Regions from separate parts of the Homo sapiens genome. Here region 1 is linked to region 2. Evidence: read pairs that join two places in POLR2A ChIA-PET (ENCODE). Cell type or tissue: PC-9. All regions are shown on one strand. Each heading gives the region's core, and the rest is flanking DNA. Links, peaks and the distances in the headings are about the cores only. Region 1 overlaps EEFSEC (eukaryotic elongation factor, selenocysteine-tRNA specific). Region 2 overlaps EEFSEC (eukaryotic elongation factor, selenocysteine-tRNA specific).

Region 1 (2,904 bases), core at 235-2,734, 64 kb before region 2:
CATTCATTCAACACATATTCCCAGAGTGCCTATTGTGTGCCAGGCACTGTTCTAGGGGAAGAAATACAGTGACCTCTGTTTCCAAAGAGCTTAATATCTTGAAACAACAGCAACAACAAAATTACCTATATAGGAAAAATTATATATATTAATTCAATTCATATCAATATAAAATTAATATATAAATTACATGCATGCAAATATATATTAATATAATTATATAATATTAATCTACATTAATATTATATGACTATATTAGACAACATATGCTATAAAGAAAACAAGGCCAGGTGATGTGATAGAGAAGGCCTGGGTGGGGTAAAGGTCTCGAAGAAGTGAATTTGAGCTAAGACCTTAGCATAAGAAGCAGACAGCTGTGTGAAGACCCACAGAAAGACAGCTCTAAATGGGGCAACTGATAAGTGCAAGCCCTAAGAGGGCAGTAGCTTGGTGAGTCTGGGAATACACCGAGGCAGGAGGGCTACAGCAAGGGTGGGGAGGGAGACAGCAGGGAGGGAGGCTGATATGGTTTGGCTGTGTCCCCATCCAAATCTCATCTTGAATTGTAGCTTCCTTAATTCCCATGTGTTGTGGGAGGGACCTGGTGGGAGATAATTGAATTGTAGGGGTGCTTTCCCCCATACTGGTAGTGAATGAGTCTCACTAGATCTGATTGTTTTATAAGGGGAAACCCCTTTAACTTGGCTCTCATTCTCTCTCTTGCCTGGTGCCATGTAAGACGTGCCTTTCGCCTTCCACCATGATTGTGAAGCCTCCTCAGCCACGCAGAACTGTGAGTCCATTAAACCTCTTTTTTTTAAAAAATAAATTACCCAGTCTTGGGTATGTCTTTATCAGCAGCGTGAAAACGGACTAACACAGAGGTCAAGGCTCGGGCCCCACAGTAGAGTGCAAGGCCCGGAAGTCACTGGAGGAGTTTAGGCAAAGGAGTAACCTGATCTTATCTCTGTTTCTAAAATATCACTGACTACTATACTGGGCAGATTTCTGCATTCACAGTTTGTAAATCAGGAACAGACATAGAAAAGTCTCCAATAAAAGTTCCTGAAATGAACAAACATTCCTACCTATGATCCACTGTCTCTGAGATGAGAGGAAACTGTTCATGGATTTGAAGCAGAGAAATATGTAACATATTTCAGAAGACCTGCCATCAAAAATAGTTAAACTAAAGAGAATTTTGACACTTAGGTTGCAAGCATCCCTGTCTACCGAGTCAGGGTGTACGAACACTCATTTTCTCCCTGGATAAAGGGAGAGTGTGTTGCTAATGGCCCATGAGCCCAGGACCTTTCCTGGAGAGCCATAATACTCAAGTGTTTGTTTAAAGATCATTAACTACCTAACCAGAGGTCAGGGGGCAGAGAAAGTGAGACGCACAGTGTCAAAAGCCACAGCCAAGATCAATCACAAAGAAACAGAAAACATCTCTGAAATGGTCTGAAAAGGCAATAGGAGAATGAGATTTTTGGGAACATTACTCAGAGTCACTGGAGAATATCACCTTACACTAAGCGTCGTCTGCCCAGTGAGGTGGGGCCCAGGTCACAACTCTTCCCTCCCAGGCGCCTGCAGCAGCCTGTGCGGCTTTCTAAAATGTTTCTCTGATAAAGCAATTGTTTGTCACCACCTCCTTTGTGGGCTCCCATCGTCTACCTCATGGCTTTCAAAGCTTGTCATGGTCCTGCCACGAGCAGGAAGATCCTCTGGTCAGCTGGAATTCTATGGGGACTCCCTGTGATGGGTGGCGGTCTCCTGGTACCCCCTCCACCGCCCCACAAGGCAATCTGCTGAAAAGCCTCACTCACAGGGCTGAGCCCCCACTCCTTAGCTCAGCCACCAGGAAGCCTCCACCATGCAGCCCAACTCCACAGCCTTTTCGGCCCCACATTCTCCCCAACCCTGAAAACGTAGCCAAGGGACTCTTGAATGAATCCTTGTAAATGCTGTGCTTCTGAATGTCTCTGTGCTTTGCCCCTGAGGCTGCTCCCTGGGATTTCTTCCACTGGCAAATTCCCATTCGTCCCTAACCCCTGCTCCCATGGACCTCCTAGAAGGGCTTCTCTGATAACTCCAGACACAGCTGACCATCGGAACCTGACTCACTGTTTGGTTACCACTACTTTACAGGTCAGCCCCAGCCTCTGTGTGCCGACAGATTTAAATTATATACGAAACACCCATGAGTTCATTGCCCTTTCCGCCCCTGAACTACATTATCGATAACTCATACCTACCTGTGTGGTCCTCCCCACTCAGCATTCCCACCTGCCCCAGCGGGAGGGTGCCGCTGCCTTGAATTTGGCGCACAGCATTCCCTTTCTTTTTATACACACGTGTGTATGATTGTGTAAAGGCTCACTACATATGTAGTACACATTCCTAATCAGTAATTTGCTTTGTTGTATAAGTTTCTGAACTGTATGAATAAGGCATTGTGCCAGTTATGATACTAAAAACCTGTGCACATAGTGCATGCACCTGCAGCTCATTTGCTGCCGATGCCATCTGCTGCACCTTGTGTATTTAGCACAACCTGGACTCCTATCGATGTGCACTGGGGGTGTTTCCAGTTCTTTGCTGGAAAATGCTGCAATGAATTTCTTCTGTCACAAGGATCCTGCATGGGCACATGTGCAAGGGCTTCTCAAGGACACAGTTCCTGGAGTTGAACTGCTGGATTGCAGGGTGAATGGCTGTTCAACTTTGCTAGGTAGATAAATCAACTTCTATCAATAAGGCCCAAGACACCCCATTGATACACGTCTGCTCCAACATTTGGCACTGCTAGATTTCTTAATTTTGGCCTATCAAATGTGCATCTCTTCCCTTCTAAATCCCGAGACAAGGACTGTGCTCTCCCTATGCTGCGTCCTCAGTGCC
Region 2 (2,904 bases), core at 164-2,663:
TAGGCAGCCCTGACTTCCACTGTCAAGGGCAGAGGCTGCCTACAGGATTTATTCCCACCCTGTGCAGGAGGCTGATCCTGGGACTGAGCCCAGGAGGGTGAGGAGGGCCAAGAAGGGGCCTGGGGAAAAGCTGGAGTGAAAGCACAGGGTCCTGGGACTTACAGGCTGGCAGGGCATGAGGGGGCGGAGTGGGGAGCAGCGGCACCCAGGAGCCTCGAGACCCTGTGGGCCCCTGGAGGGGCTCTCTTGCCTGATTCCAGGGTGCAGCTGTGCTTCCCCATCACAAGGCGTGGCCTACAGGACCCGACTCCAGCTGGAACATCTTCTAGACTCGGCCTTCCAAACATCCTCCCTACTGCCCTTTCAGAGATGACCACAACCACCTACGAACCACCCCACTTCTCAGACTCTCTGCAAGGAGCTCCATGTTTACCTCAGTCATGCCAGACACTCTCTCGCCTCTGGGCTTTAGCACATACTGTTCCTTCTGCTCAGAATGCCTGGGCAAAGCCCTCTGCCTTCTCTGAGACTCAGCTTCAGTCGCCTTGCCTGGGAAGCAGGGTTGGAGCCCTTCCAGTGCCCCCACCACACTCTGGAAGCCATGTTCACTCAGTGCCTTCCCCATATGAAGAAACAGCTGCCTGCCTGACCACCCCAGCCCCACTGAGGGCTCCCCCAGGGCCAGCTTGGGCTCTGATACCTGTCAGGGACTCCAGTCCCCGACATGACACGCATCAACAGTATCTGGAAAGGTTGTGGGCAGGGCTGGCTTCATGGGTGTGCAAGCTGAGGTCACACAGCCCTGCATGGCCACACTTTCATCTGAATCAGAGCTTGCTTCCAACCTAGAAAGGCAGTGGTCTTCAGACAGTCAAAGATCAGATACTCCTTTGTGGACCAGGCAGCACCCATGCTTGCATTGGGCACAACCTGGCACTGTCAATTGCCATTTACACAGCATTTTCTGCACCAAGGCCACTCCCAGCTGGGGCTCTGACACTGGCTGGGCACCCATTTCCCAGGAGAGGAAACCGCTTTGGGCCCCAGTATCGAGGTCCTGCCAGTCCTCAGGTCACTGCTAGACCCCTCGATGACATGCGCATCCTATTCCAAAGGCACCGCAGCCCACAGCTAGAGGGAGGAAATGACTGCACCCCCAGAGGCCTACAGGCATACAAGTTTCGGTAAGCCCAGCAAGCCCGCATCCATCTCACCCCTTGCTTCTGCATCTGACAATTCCACTGGCCTGAGTCACAGTTTCCCCTTGAAACTTAACTGACCACTGAAGGTAAACAAGATTGTGAAAGCAAATGGCCCTTGGGAAGAACCATTCCCACCTGAAGGCTGTTCTTACTTATTTAAGAAGGTGGCCTGGCCATACAGAGGGGCGTGTCTTGCCCCAGTCACACAGCTGGCCGTTTATGCCTGGGACCCAAGACTCTGTGTTCCTGCAGGGCACAGTGGATGGGAACCAGCCCTGGCATTCCATAAATGTTGTTTCTAATCAAATCCCTATCTTGTCCTAGAAACAATAAAACTCATTTAATTCCACCCAAAAGCACGTATAAGTTAGAGTGGTTTTCATACGACAACTTGTAGGGTGCTACAGCTGCCCTGGGAGTGTCCCAAGGCCACCCTGGGCCAGGGCCCACACCGACCTAGGCTCCCTCAACATGTGGCTTCTACAGGGGATGTCCAGAGGCCAGCCACACTCCCTACCCGCGCCACATTTGGCACCTCCACATCTGCTCCCCCAGCAACCACTGAGTGCTGCCTGACTGCCAGGGCTCCATGTAGAGGGTGCAGGGGCTGAGGCTTCCTGTGGTGACTGCGCCCACATGCGTGCGTGCTCTAGAGCAGCTTGCCCCTTTCCTCCTCCTCTTTGCTGCGACTCGGAGGAAGGCAGCATGGTCAACCCCACTGATAGACAAGGACGCTGAAGCTCAGTGTACTCAGGGAACTCACTTGAGCTCACAGGGCCAGCACATAGGTACAAACCCAAGCCCAGTTGCTCTCGAAGCCCTGCTGTCACTTCTTTGTAACACTGCCCCTCAGCTGGAAAGGGCAGGGTATGCTTGAGTGGTGGCTGCACTCAGGCTTTGGGGTGAGCAGGGGAGAGGCTGAATCCTAAGACATCCACCTGGCCTAAGAGCAGGAAGCTGCAGTTGAGGAGCCTGGTTGGGCTGGGGCAGGGCTTGATTTGTGGTCTTGGGCACTAGAGCCCCATCAAAGGGTTGGGAGGCTGCAGGTCAACCTGGGCCCAAGTGGGACTCTAGATGCTTACACCAGGCTTGAAACACACCAAGCACGACCAGACTGAGCTGGCATCTCTATAAAGGGGGCCCACCTCAGCAGTGGGGCAGCACCACTCCTGCCTGTCCCCTTCCTTAGGAAGACACCACTTGGGTTAAAGCCACCATTTCTCCCCTGCTCCAACCATGCCTGGGCCACCCAGTGCCATCCTTGCAGAAGACTGTGTGAAATGCTTAGGCCTATCAGGAGCGCAGACAGACCCACTGTCACAGGTCCAGGCCGCTCTCAGCACAAGAACCTGGCTGTACCCTCTGCCTGGACAGCTGACTGCAGGTCAGGACTCCAGCCAGTCATCCGCTTCTGGAAGCACATGCTGGTAGCAGTTCGTCTAGCTGCAACAGATTCTCAGGGGCCTGATGGAAAAGGGCATGCCATTCACTTGGGGTTTGGGGGTTAAGAACAAGCTCCAAGCTTCCACAGGAAAAAGGCCTGCAGGGGCAGCATCCTCCAACCTGCCAGAGCTTTAGGACACTGAGCATTGATCTCTGACAACAGCACCTGCAGAGAGAAGTCTTCCTGAGTTCCCTGCCTCCTGTGAGGTCAACCTTCCATCTTTGCCTGGCGACTGTCCTTCCTCAGCTGTGCCTCCTT

Evidence for each region. ChIA-PET counts read pairs that join two places held together with the same protein. Peaks named below come from ENCODE experiments on the same cell type or tissue, not always from the same donor. Only the 100,000 strongest peaks of a DNase experiment are listed, where the experiment ranks them.
Region 1: POLR2A ChIA-PET joins it to region 2 with 5 read pairs; 2 of 35 experiments call an interaction of 5 or more read pairs at or near these places.

Annotation. Positions count from the first base shown.
Region 1 is chr3:128,337,689-128,340,592 of GRCh38, reverse strand. The region is part of intron 4 of EEFSEC (eukaryotic elongation factor, selenocysteine-tRNA specific); the gene reads right to left. Among named protein-coding and RNA genes, the nearest start is that of DNAJB8-AS1, 120 kb to the left of the region's middle. In PC-9, for the core only: no CTCF peak of the experiment used is centred there; no DNase peak of the experiment used is centred there.
Region 2 is chr3:128,273,299-128,276,202 of GRCh38, reverse strand. All of the region lies in intron 4 of EEFSEC (eukaryotic elongation factor, selenocysteine-tRNA specific), which reads right to left. Among named protein-coding and RNA genes, the nearest start is that of EEFSEC, 120 kb to the right of the region's middle. In PC-9, for the core only: no CTCF peak of the experiment used is centred there; DNase peaks (open chromatin) are centred at 832 and 1,242; H3K27ac peaks cover 2,251 bases.